Linked DNA regions of Homo sapiens: all the other regions are linked to region 2. A link is a contact called in ENCODE Hi-C or POLR2A ChIA-PET data. All regions are on one chromosome and are shown on one strand. Each heading gives the region's core, a stretch centred on a gene start or an enhancer-like site at or near the end of the contact. The rest is flanking DNA. Distances are from core to core; before and after follow the strand shown.

Region 1 (4,256 bases), core at 1,538-4,037, 230 kb before region 2:
GAATGGTGATCATTAAAAAGTCAGGAAACAACACATGCTGAGAGGATGTGGAGAAATAGGAATGCTTTTACACTGTTGGTGGGAGTGTAAACTAGTTCAACCATTGTGGAAGACAGTGTGGCGATTCCTCAAGGATCTAGAACCAGAAATACCATTAGACCCAGCAATCCCATTACTGGGTATATACCCAAACAATTATAAATCATGCTACTATAAAGACACACGCACACGTATGTTTATTGTGGCACTATTCACGATAGCAAAGACTTGGAACCAACCCAAATGCCCATCAGTGATAGAGTCAATAAAGAAAATGTGGCCCATATACATCATGGAATACTATGCAGCCATAAAAAGGATGAGTTCATGTCCTTTGCAGGGACATGGATGAAGCTGGAAACCATCATTCTAAGCAAACTATCACAAGGACAGAAAACCAAACACCACATGTTCTCACTCATAGGTGGGAGTTGAACAACGAGAACACATGGACACAGGGTGGGGAACATCACACACCAGGGCCTGTCAGGCAGGGGGCGCTGGGGGAGGGACAGCATTAAGAGAAATACCTAATGTAAATGACGAGTTGATGGGTGCAGCAAACCACCATGGCACATGTATACCTATGTAACAAACATGCACATTGTGCACAGGTACCCTAGAACTTAACGTATAATTAAAAAAATAAATTTTAAAACAAGACATACTCCCCTGCCTCTAGAAGAAGTCAACTGTAAGAATTGTAAGGGCAAAAAGAGTAGAAAGTCCTGCCTTCAATATCTGGTGCCTCTTGGGATGCACTGGAAAAATTCTAATTGACACTGAATAGGGAGAGAGCAGCGTCTACTCCCAAACTTGTGATGCTTTCTCTAGCACACACAGAATTCTTTTGGATAGATAGGATGTGGTAGATACACTCTTAAAGTGGGTTCTTGAAAACCCATTTCTCAGAATTTGCCAGGGTTCAATGCTACATAGACAGTGGTTAAGAACTTTCCAGACCAGAGGACCATGAGATGTGTGAATCATCACTTTCCACTACCAAAGATCACACAAAATGCTGGGCATTAACCCACAAGTTCAGAGAATGCCGTTGTTGCAACTGGAGAATCCAGCTGACTTGAGTTAGGGTACAGAGACTGAGAACTGGGTGTGGGAGCATGGCCTTTAGCAGTGGGATATCAGAAAAAGGGAAACACAGTCTCTGGCTCAGGCAGTAGTGAACTTGGGGAGGAAGGTGCAGTCTGAGGTATCAAATTGCAAGGGCACAAGAATTAGATTACAATGGAAGTGAAGATCAGAAAGATTCCTGAGACTGTGGTATGCAGAGAGGGGAACTTACTGTGGAGTCCCGTGGTCTGGTCCAAGGACAATTTGAGAGCTGTTTAAGATGTTACTGATTGAAATTCCTCTCCCCTCACCCACTAAAAAACACTGCTGGAAGGTTTTCAGTTCTTTCAAAACTGTTCTGAGAGATCTCACTAGAAAGATATGGAGAATATCAGAAACCTTTAAATTTGTTTGGGGGAAAAATAATGCAAAGAAAATTGCATATTTCTATGAAATACAGTTCTAATTCTAGAGAGTAACTTCATTGTCAACGAATGTTTTGTGGTTTTTATAAACTTCCAAGTAAATAAACTCTTCTGGTATTATTTATTATTGTTGTTATTTTAGTTTTTGAGACAGAGTCTCGCTCTGTCACCCAGTCTGGAGTGCAGTGGTGCCATCTTGGCTCACTGCAACCTCTGCCTCCCAGGTTCAAGCAATCCTCCCACATCAGCCTCCCAAGTAGCTGGGATCACAGATGCATGCTGCCATGCCCAGCTAATTTTTGTATCTTTTGTAGAGACAGGGTTTCACCATGTTGCCTGGGCTGGTCTCAAACTCCTGGGCTCAAGCAATCCACCTCCCTCAGCCTCCCAAAGTGCTGGGATTATAGATATGAGCCACTGTGCCAAGCCTGTATTATTATTATATATACCTGGCTAAGGTGAGCAATATCTATTTGAGTCCAGGTCTACATTTCTGGAGTAGGCAAACCCAAGCAAACAGTTCTGTTGCAGAATTCTTTTCTAAAAGTTTTTAAAGGGCTTTTTTTTTTGTTTTGTTGGCCTAAATATGCACTTATTCATCTACATAATAACATAATAACTTGTAGACAAAATAATCACCTGGTGACTTTGTCTACAGGAAAACAAATCATGAATAGTTCTGTTTTCATGTTGACACACTCCTGATAAAGGAAAGATATTGGGGACTAGAGTGAAGGCAGCTCAGTTGATACACTAATGTCTCATTCAAAGAAAACGGAAGCTGGAAAATGTGGACTGTGACTTCATTACATGAATGAAGTATGGTAGTTTAGGGGGAAGAGGTGAGGATATTTGCCCTGTTTCTCATTGCTATAGCACACACTGGTTCTGGAATCCTAGCAAAGCTCCCTGTAGGTCACCACGCCCTCTCCGACCCACAGGAAGTCACCACCTTTTCTTTGCATCATAAATTATTTAGCAAACTATTCACAAAAGCAAAAAATTATAAACTTCCATGAAAATTATTTTGAGCTCTGAATGATTATATCCAAATCAATATTATTTTATTGTACATGATATTCTTAAAAGGTAAAGCTCAGCTGAAGCTTCAACTAGTTGATTATTTGGCATTTTGAGAAGTCAGGGAATACCAGAGACAGCCTCTTGCTTTACACCACTAACCCTGAGACAGCCGCAGCCACTTCCTGGGTGAGGTTTCCTGAGGCCACTCCTTTAGGCCCATGACTGAAACATGATGTCCTACACCCTGGAAAGGGGGCATGGCCGCACTTTGGCACATCTGCCCAATTTGAATGCTCCCGAAATGTTAACAGCTGCAGCTGGGCCTGCCAAGGGGCTGCTTTAGTGACACAAAAAGCCATTCATTATAGTTCTCAATGCAATTTGTGATGTTTTAGTTCTTCTGTTGTTACTGTTATTCTTGAAGGTTGCTTCTTGTTTGGAGCACTGGTTAAAACAGGGATGTCTTTTCCTTAGACCAAAATTATTTTGTGCACACAGACAGTAGTATATAAGTACATTAAATATTCCTTTGGCACAAATGATCTTCCAGATGGAATGAAAACACCTGAGCTATTCAATACAAACCCACATTTTTCATGTGACATACCATGTCTTATATTTTAGTGTTGTATCCTTCAGACTTCAAGTCTTCATCCTGCTTTAAATGTGAAGATTTTTCTTTAATCCAATTTCTTAATGAAACAAGAAACTGTTAGGGAGATAAAAAGTTTAGCATTTTTAAATGTATGTTCCAGGGATATTGATTTATTCACTTTGTACCCCTTGGTGATACAAATGAAAAAAAGAATATCAAGCTAACTTAGAAGTTAGCAGGGGTTTTCCCTCGTAGGATTCTGTGCAATTAATTAGGACAACAGGGAAGCCTTTCATGAAAGTTGTATCTTTGGGCTTACCCTCATGTTCTTTCATCTTAAAATAATATGTTGGTTTCTAATCCCCCTCACCCCACACACACAATGGTGTGGGTTAAAAGCCAATCAAAAAGCAAAGAGGCTTTCTAATATTCAGATTTTAATGTAACATGATGAATCATATTTCTAATTTCAAATTATAGCTTTAATTAAGAGGGGAAATGTCTTTATAAAAGTAAGAGGGGAAATGTCTTTATAAAAATTACCATCTTCAGGCCAGGCACGGTGGCCCATGCCTGTAATCCCAGCACTTTGGGAGGCCAACCGCGGGTGGATCACCAGAGGTCAGGAGTTCAAGACCAGCCTGGCCAACATGGCGAAACCCTGTCTCTACTAAAAATACAAAAAAAGTAGCTGGGCGTGGTGGCTCACGCCTGTAGTCCTGGCTACTCGGGAGGCTGAGGCACGAGAAGGAGGCACGAGAATCACTTGAACCTGGGCTCAGAGGTTGCAGTGAGCTGAGACCATGCCACTGCACTTCAGCCTGGGCAACAGAGTGAGACTCCATCTCAAAAAAAAAAAAAGGTTGCTGTCTTCAAACCACAGTTAATGTTTCGATTAATTTATTTTATTTTTATCTGTCAAAAATATTATTGAGTTCCTAATAGCATCTTAGCAATATGATATATTTTATACTTCTTTTGAGCCCAGTATAAAATGGGGATCTGTTGATGAGGGTCTTGTTAACTAGTGGGAGAAATCGTGTATGAAGACATCATTACCAATCTCTTCTTTGGCATTATAGCAGAAGCTGCGGAGCCTTCTG
Region 2 (3,929 bases), core at 243-2,742:
TTAGTTATACAGGGCAGTTAGATATGGCTGAGATGTAAACAAGAGAATCTAAAAGAATGTTCAAGGAATAGCTGTTTTTGAACATTACTTAGTAATGGCATGAGTGGGAGGAGAGACTTTCAGCACCTTGAGACAGGGCGCTCTCTGGAACCAGCTTTGTTCCTCTTATCGAAAGCATATATGACAGTTTTTTTGGCTCCGGCCCTGTGGTGGGGGAGGTAATTATTGCCTTCATCCACATAAATTCCTTCCTATACATTCCCCTCAGACCACCCCAGAGGCAAAACTGAAATGGAAATCCAGTGGCACTTAAAATTCACCCTGCCCCGTTTGGCTGCGATTCCCAGGCTTACAGCACTGCCCTTATGGAATATCACATTTTCATTTTCTGAGATTCATTTTATAAAAGTAAAGGCCAGGTGCCATGGCTCACACCTATAATCTGAACACTTTGGGAGGACAAGGTGGGAGGATTGCTGAGCCCAGGAGTTCAAGACCAGCCTGGGCCACACAGCAAGATCCTGTCACTACCAAAAATTCAAAACTTAGTTGGGTGTGGTGGCACACACCTGTATTCCCAGCTACTCAGGAAGCTGAGGCGGGAGGATCACTCGAGCCCAGGAATTCAAGGATGCAGTGAGCTATGATTGCACTACTGCAGTCCAGCCTGGGCAGCAGAGCAAGGCCCTGAATAAATAAACAAAAGTATAATTTATTTTTGCCTGATATTAATCACTTCTTAAGGCCCAAATTTTTGTTTTTAAGCAAAAGGATAGCTCTAAGTGTGGGTTGCAGTTACTGGACATAAATATTCACTAAATGAGATTCCTTTGGTTATGGCTGTTCATAGAATTTTAATTCTATGTCAGTGTTCTTGTTCACTAAGATATTTCGAAGTGAGAGAAAGCATTTTACCAATACATTCTTATTTTTTCTCCTTTAAAATAATATTGAATTTTTCCTGGTACGAAGACAGATATTTATTAACTTGATTGGAAAACACAGAAATTAAGATCATGTTGAACACTGAGTTATCTAGATGATCCCTGAGATTTGAATGTTCATGTCAACCGTGTTGAGCGCTCACCAGCCACCAGGCTTTAGGCACTGGCAGTGCAAGGTGTCTGAGGCCCATTCTCAGGCTGGGCAGAGGTCACACAGTGAGTAAATGGGTCTTTTCAGTGCAATGTGGTTATGATAGAGGCATGCCAGGGTGCCACTAACCCAGCAGGTGTGGCAGGAGGGGCTTCACAGAGGAAAGGGACTTTGAGCTCAGTGTTAAAGGATGAGGAGTGAGTCATAAGGGGGAAAAATGGAAATGACTTTCCAGGCTTCAGAAACAGCATAAACAAACAAAGGCCTGAGAGCTGGAGTCAGTGTGGTGTGTCCAGGGATCACAAGTGGGCTGGAGCTGCCGGAGAACAGCCAAGTGGCTCAGCTGCCATCCCAGAATTGAGCTCGTCACTATCAGATGCTGCTGCTCCCTGGCCTCAGAGGAAAGCAGCACACAGCTCACCACGAGGGGTTTCCCCAGAGGCTCCTCCTGCAGCCAATGCTACTATTAGTTTATATTATAATAGTATCAGTTTCTTTTTCTTTGGAAATCCCTAGAACTGTTAACTGAAGGTGACTCAGGGTAACTAATTCTGGATCTTTGGGTGCACAGCCTCTCACTGGAGTCTGAGAGGAGGAGGTGGAGACTATCAGTGCACGGCCCGCAACCAGGAAGGACTCCCAGACTAACGCCAAAGGTGTGTTGGGCTCAGCTGCTCCACTGTGGAAAAGGAAAGCCCTGGCCCTGTGGCAGGAGAGGATTGTTCTAGTCAAGTGTGGCGTTGCACGGACAGGCGGTGCCGAGTGTTTGGGTGCAGACACAGGCAGCTGCTGCCCTCCACTTCCTGCTCTTGCAAGTCACAGATGATTCCAGTACAATGTGGGAGGTCCTCCTTACAGGGGCACTTGCAACAGGAAGGCAGAGAGTTTCGTCAATTCAGGTACAGGTCTGTCTGGGAGACCTGGCCCTGTGGAGGCAGGAACACCGTGCAGGGGCATGGCAGCGCCTGTCTTTGCTATCACATCATTTGCCTTTTCCTTGTAGGACCCAAAGATCTATGTCCAAAACTTAGTCCAGAAACATCTGCATTCCTGTTTAAACTTCAGCTCAGTTTCTTAACCAAGAACCACGTCAACCCTCCAGGGTTGTGGTTTGTATTTTTGCCTTTAAGCATTATCTCCTTTCCACCAAGAAGCCTACTTAGGTTTAACACATGAAAGCAGTGTCTAAAAATTAGATCGGTCCTAAATTGGAATGGGATGTCTTCCTTGCATGTCCCATACCAGGGAATTTTTTTAACACACAGTGTAGAGCCTTTGCCAGAGATGTTGAAAGGGAGATTAAAGGCTTGAGGGATGAATTTGATCATCATTCTTAAAGTCCCTTCCAATCCTGTGATTCTCTGATTCCCTGAGTCTCGTTTATTATTGGACATGCCTAGCCCATCACCAGTGACCTGCCCGCATATTGCTGGCTTCCCTTGGATAACGGAGAGCCTATCACCACATGCCTTTGTTGTCTTCCATCATATCAAGTGAGTTGCTTTCTGGACTTTTTCCATCTAGAGCCTGCTAGGTTTGGTTTTGAGAAAAGATGGTGAAGTTTCTTTTCATGAGTTTGTAGGGCAAAAAAAATTCTTTTTAAAGATGGTAAGGGTGGAAATTAATCATGGTACCATCTCATTAAAAATAGATACCTCAAAATGTTTACCTTTACAAGTCAAGAAGAGTATCTGACTTTCTTGGAAGTGTCAAGAATTGCAGGTTGGCTGAAAAGTTAGATTGAGAATCTGACCTTGTTACTTATGATTCTTTTTTCCCTTGGTTCTCGGGGATGCATGAGAAGGTGAGCTGTCACTCACAAAAAAAGGGAAAATGATTTGAAAAATGTTTCACATATACACTTTTTATCATTTTAGTGGATGGCAGCCTTACGTCAGTAGTATATGCCACTATGAAGTATGGCCAAAACCCTAGCGTCACTTGTAACCATTGTACTCTTATGGATTTGTGTCTTACACCATTTGCCTTGCTTTTTAAATGACTTTGTTTTTCAAGGTGCTGTCATTTTGCAAAAGGAAATCTTTATATGAAATGTACAAAAACCGTTACTAACTGGACAACAGGGAAGGTGCTGGCCCCACATTAGTGCCTGCCCACCGCTCTACTTCTAACCAGGGACACGGATCTTCCATTCTCTACATCCACCGGACTGCAGCCCAAGTCTGGACCTGGCTGCAGTGGGCATATTACCGTATGGATATCTTTTTCTTTCTTTTTTTAAAGTGAGGAGATTCTTCAGGGGGTCAGGCTGAGAATGTAATAAGCCTGACATTGGAACAGATTTCTCCCGTGTGGTCTAGCTGGACCCCTCCGGCATTTGCCACACTCCCTGCCAGTCCTGACATTGACTTCCTGAATGTGATTAGGTGGTAATGAGCAAGAATTTCCTAGGATATTGAAACATCTGTATCCAGGCCCCCAATCAAATGCTGCTGAATATTGTGAATGTTTTTACTCCGCTCACTTTCCCACTGTGCTTTCCTCTAACCAAAATATACGTGTAGCCATTACCAATGTACAACTCTCAATGCGGAGTTGCCGCCACGGTTTAAAATAAATCTCTGTGAAAACCTTTCTGCAGCTATGGTCCCATCACGGTTACATGTGGCCACGCACACACCGACAACCTTGCTGTGCTGTTTAGCCCTGTGGGTTCTGTCCAGTTGGTGGGAGGGGGAGGTTCCAGACCACTCCACCTGCTGTCTAGATGCCAGGGAGAGCTGCTGTTTGGAGGTGAAGATGAGCCCTGTTCACCACAGTCTAAGCACAGCACACGGGCTCAAGCCATGGAGCCCTTTTCCTTCATCATGTAA
Region 3 (4,243 bases), core at 1,225-3,724, 200 kb before region 2:
GGATTCTGAAGATGTTTATCCAGCATCCATTCTTTCCTTCCCTCAAAATTTCCCAGCCATGGAATTGAGGCTGCAATTATATAATTGATCTCATGCCCAGCTCCAGGGATGGGCCTTGATTGTCCTTAGCCAGTCCACATAATCCACTTCCTTGCCACAGTTGGTTCTCAGACAGACATGTCCTCCAGGCCTAAGCAAATTCACCCTGGTATTGCTCAGGCATATTAGTGTAGGGCTGGATATGTGTAACCAGAAAGAAGCCCAGAACTTTGGTTTGATAGTTGGGGGAAGAGATGCACTCACAGTTATTGGACATAGAAGAGGAAGAGGAAGCACATAAACGTGAGCTGTGAGCTGTGGGTTTCTATTTTCTTACCCTATGAGAAGCCAACCAGAAGACAAGGGAATTGCAGAGAAATGGAGCCAATGACCTAATCAAACTCTGATTAAGTGGTTGCTGGTCTCCCCTTCATTGTTTAAAAGATCAGATGAATGACTTGCAACTAAAATCACTGAATTTAGGGCTTGGTGGAGTAGAAGGTAGGAAATGAGATTGTAGAAGGAGGCATGCTTGGGCCAGATGATAACTGTAGGCTCCATTCTAGAGACATGGTAAGCTCTCAAAGCTTTTAGGCCATGGTAGGGAGTAACATGATTTGATGTCAGTTTTAGGAAGATTATTCCAGCAGCAATAAGAAGGGTGACTTGGAGGGAGCAAGTCTGGGGACAGCAAGACTACTGTGAAAACAAAGCCACATTTCCACTTCCTTCATCATGTCACTCAAGGTGCTAGTTATAGTTCCTTTTTACCAACCTCAAAAGGGAACCATCTTTTAAAAACTACTTAATTCATGGACAAATGTTATAGGATATAAGTTCTTTAGAATCTTATGCCCTGGAAGGAAAGATGCATGTTTTAGAAGCCCATGGAATTTTTCCAGAATTTAATGTAGGAGATCAAAGTTTGGGTTATACTAATTGGGCTATCAATTATATCTTGGTCTCTTTCTGTTTCTGCTTAGGACTTCCAGTTTATTCTATACTGCATCCGAGCTCTTTTTATTTATTTGTGGATGCCGTCTTTTTTTCTCATTGTTTTAGAGTTTTTTGTTTGTTGGTTTTAGCCCTTTTTCCCTAGAGACAGAATGGCAGTTGGAGGGAAAGAATAACATTAGGTCCTTTGGCACAAAAGCCCTTTTCCCTAGGTGTGTGCTGCTCTTGAGGGAAATTAATCTGATCCCAACCAATTTAACTCAAGGGAAGGCATCTTTGATAACAAACATTTGCCCTGATCTCTTTGGCTTCCAGTATTAACTGCCGAGTAAATTCTATTGGATAGGAGAAATATGGGTATGTGACTCTTCTCTGCTCCATTTCACTGGAAACTGCTGTGCAAAGCTAGTAAGAGTCAATCAGTCTTTCTACTGACTTGTCATTACTGAGCTCCCTTTTCGTGCCTTGCACAGTGCTTGATTCTTGGGGCAGTACAACAGGAGAGGAAAGGTGAGTCTTTTCTTAGAAAGGGCTTACAAGATGGAGTGTGAGTTTGGGAAATGCTTTTCCTAAAACCATGTCTGTGAGACCTAAGCATACACAACAACAGCTGGTTCATCTATAGAATGGTTATACTGTGTTAACCCTTGATGCTTATAAAAAGTTTTTTAACGTGTCATCAGATATATCCAAGGAATTTCAGATGTCATTCTGCCAGGACTCCTCCAGTGACCACATTAGAATTTTGGTCATTAACCATTGACCTTTAATCACAGTCCTTGAGGATAAAGATGATCTCATTCTTTGTTAACAGAATCATTTATCTTCCTCATGTGTATAATTTTAGGGGTATATTAAACCAAAAGCAGGCACTAGATGGAAACTATGTTATCCCCAAAAGTTCTAGAAAGATACAAATTGTCCATTCCTTTGTAAAGCAACTTTAGTTATACATGAGAGTTTGGGACAGACTCTTCCAAATGAGTAAATCATTTTGCCTAAATGGCAATATATCTCATATCTCATTGTGCCCCCCATTTTGCTATTTCATATGGCAATCTTCATTCTCCATAGATCTCATTTAATTCCTTTACACATTCTGTTAAACATTATTTGATGCAGAAGACTCATAGCAGATCTGACCACACAGTTATGCTCTAGAACTTTGACACAAACATGGCCTTTAATTTTAAAGCAAATGCTTGTCATGCTAACTCCTCTTTTCTACTTGCTCATTGTGCCCTAGAGCCAGTGGCCCTCTAATGATAAACTCAGCATGTGAGCCACGTTGAGCTCTGCCCTTGACTGTACAAGAGAGTTAATTATATCGAGCACCCAGCTCACTCCCTGGCACGAGGCAGGCTCTGAACAAATATTTTCTGGAAGAATGAATGATTTCAGACCCTCGAATGACAAACTGAGGAAGAGCTGAGGTTTTCATTCGTGGTTTCAGTTAATATTTTTTGAGAGAAACCTTGTTCTAAGAATAGCAGACCCAATTCCTCTTAACCAGATGCACTTGGGATTCCCCTGCTCTCGGTCTCCTAAGGAACAGACCTCACCAGCCACAGTCCTTGTCTCTGACTTTAGCCCAGTTCAGGACTAGTGTATGGGTGGGTCTGTGGTGGCATGGAAGTTATTAGTAAAGAGAAAGCAAAGAAGGAACAGAAACATAAGCTCCCTTCCTTCCGTCTTTTTGTCACTATTTTACTCTATCACCACTTCCCTAGATTGGTTCCCACTCCCACTTCATCCTACCTTACTCTCCTCGTTCCTCTGCAGAAAATTCCAGGAGAGCAGGTTTTCCTCTGAAATTTAGATAAACCTCTCATTCACTGCTGGTGGGAATGCACAATGGTACAGCCACTTTGGACGCAGTTTGGCAGTTCCTTATAAAACTAAACATACTCTTACCTATGGTCCAGCAATCACACTCCTTGGTATTTACCCAAATGAGTAGAAAACATACGTCCACCACACAAAGACCTGTATACAGATGTTTAGAGTGGCTTGATTCATAGATGCCAAAATTTGGAAGCAACCAAGATGTCCTTCAATAGATGAATGGATAAATAAACTATGGTACGTCCAGGCGATGGAATATTATTCAGTGCTAAAAATAAATGAGCCATCAAGCCATGAAAAACATGGAGGAAGCTTAAATCCATATTACTAAGTGAAAGAAGCAAATCTGAAAAGGCTCTATATGGTGTGATTTCAACTGTATGGAATTCTGGAAGAGGCAAAACTATGGAGACAATTAAAAAAAAAATCTGACTGGGCATGGTGGCTCACACCTGTAATCCCAACACTTTGGGAGGCCAAGACAGGAGGATTGCTTGAGCCCAAAAATTCGAAACCAACCTTGGCAATATAGCAAAAACCCCATTTCTATTAAAAAATAAAAATAAAAACAGAAAAAGATAAAAAGAAAAATAATCAGTGATTGCCAGAGGTTGTGGAGAGAAGGGGGTGAATAGATGGAACACAGAGGATTTTTAGGACAGTGAAACTACTCTGTATGATACTACAGTGGTGAATACATGTCATTATACACTTGTCCAAACCCATAGAATGTACAAAACCAAGAGTGGATCTTAATGTAAACTACAAACTTTGGATGATAATGGTTCATTGATTAACAAATGTACCACTGTGGTGGGGGGGGTGTTGACAGTGTGCTTGGGGAGTGTGCAGGAGGTGGCACATGGCAACTCTGCACTTTCTGCTGTGAACCTAAATCTGTTCTTAAAATATAAAGTCCATTAAAAAGGATAGATAAGCCTTAATTTAGCCCTTTATGTATAGGAAAACCTATTGTTAGCACACACTTGCCTAGTTTAAAGAGGAGTGGAGAAGACTGGAAAGGTGGAGAAAGTGTAGAGGGAAGCCTTGCAAAAACCTTAGGCGGCTTCCAACACAGGTGAGTAGGGGGAAAGCTGCAGCCTGTGTTGTGTTACTCCTTGGTCTATGGAAAAGAGAAACTTACTGCCAATAGTGGAAAGGCAAGTAGGCTGGCTGGTCCCTCATACTGGGAAATAAAAGGAAATAAGAGATGTATCCCGTGGTTGGAGGCCTTGCCCTCCATATTGCTGGTCATTCTTCCTGCACACTTCCACTGGATTCCCAGGTCCACAGTTTCCACATTAGACGAAGCATGGAGATGAAGCCATTTGCATTAGAATAATCTGGAAATACTTTATAAAAATTCAGGTTCTCAGGCCAAGCTCCTGCAAAACCAAATTCAGTC

The links. Hi-C counts contacts between places; a loop is a spot of excess contacts on that map. ChIA-PET counts read pairs that join two places held with the same protein, here RNA polymerase II (POLR2A). Pooled maps may share reads with other maps.
Region 1: a pooled map shows a loop between it and region 2 (2.3-fold over the local background). The contact joins two enhancer-like sites. A Hi-C loop is called at or near these places in 5 of 50 pooled maps. POLR2A ChIA-PET finds 5 or more read pairs at or near these places in 2 of 52 experiments (Caco-2 and activated B cell).
Region 3: a pooled map shows a loop between it and region 2 (4-fold over the local background). The contact joins two enhancer-like sites. A Hi-C loop is called at or near these places in 4 of 50 pooled maps. POLR2A ChIA-PET finds 5 or more read pairs at or near these places in 2 of 52 experiments (GM12878 and activated T-cell).

The regions. Positions count from the first base shown.
Region 1 is chr13:51,531,829-51,536,084 of GRCh38, forward strand. No RefSeq gene overlaps it. Among named protein-coding and RNA genes, the nearest start is that of MIR4703, 19 kb to the right of the region's middle. Within about 2 kb of position 2,788, at least 7 of the 41 ENCODE cell types and tissues checked have a DNase peak (open chromatin) inside an H3K27ac peak, as active enhancers do.
Region 2 is chr13:51,763,104-51,767,032 of GRCh38, forward strand. WDFY2 (WD repeat and FYVE domain containing 2) reads left to right here. Exons shown (of 12, transcript NM_052950.4): 12 at 1-3,929. It also overlaps a transcript of DHRS12 not described here. Among named protein-coding and RNA genes, the nearest start is that of DHRS12, 39 kb to the right of the region's middle. RefSeq lists an enhancer at 1,418-1,737. Within about 2 kb of position 1,493, at least 29 of the 41 ENCODE cell types and tissues checked have a DNase peak (open chromatin) inside an H3K27ac peak, as active enhancers do; they include GM12878, where a contact is called at or near this core.
Region 3 is chr13:51,559,802-51,564,044 of GRCh38, forward strand. No RefSeq gene overlaps it. Among named protein-coding and RNA genes, the nearest start is that of MIR4703, 9.3 kb to the left of the region's middle. Within about 2 kb of position 2,475, at least 3 of the 41 ENCODE cell types and tissues checked have a DNase peak (open chromatin) inside an H3K27ac peak, as active enhancers do; they include GM12878, where a contact is called at or near this core.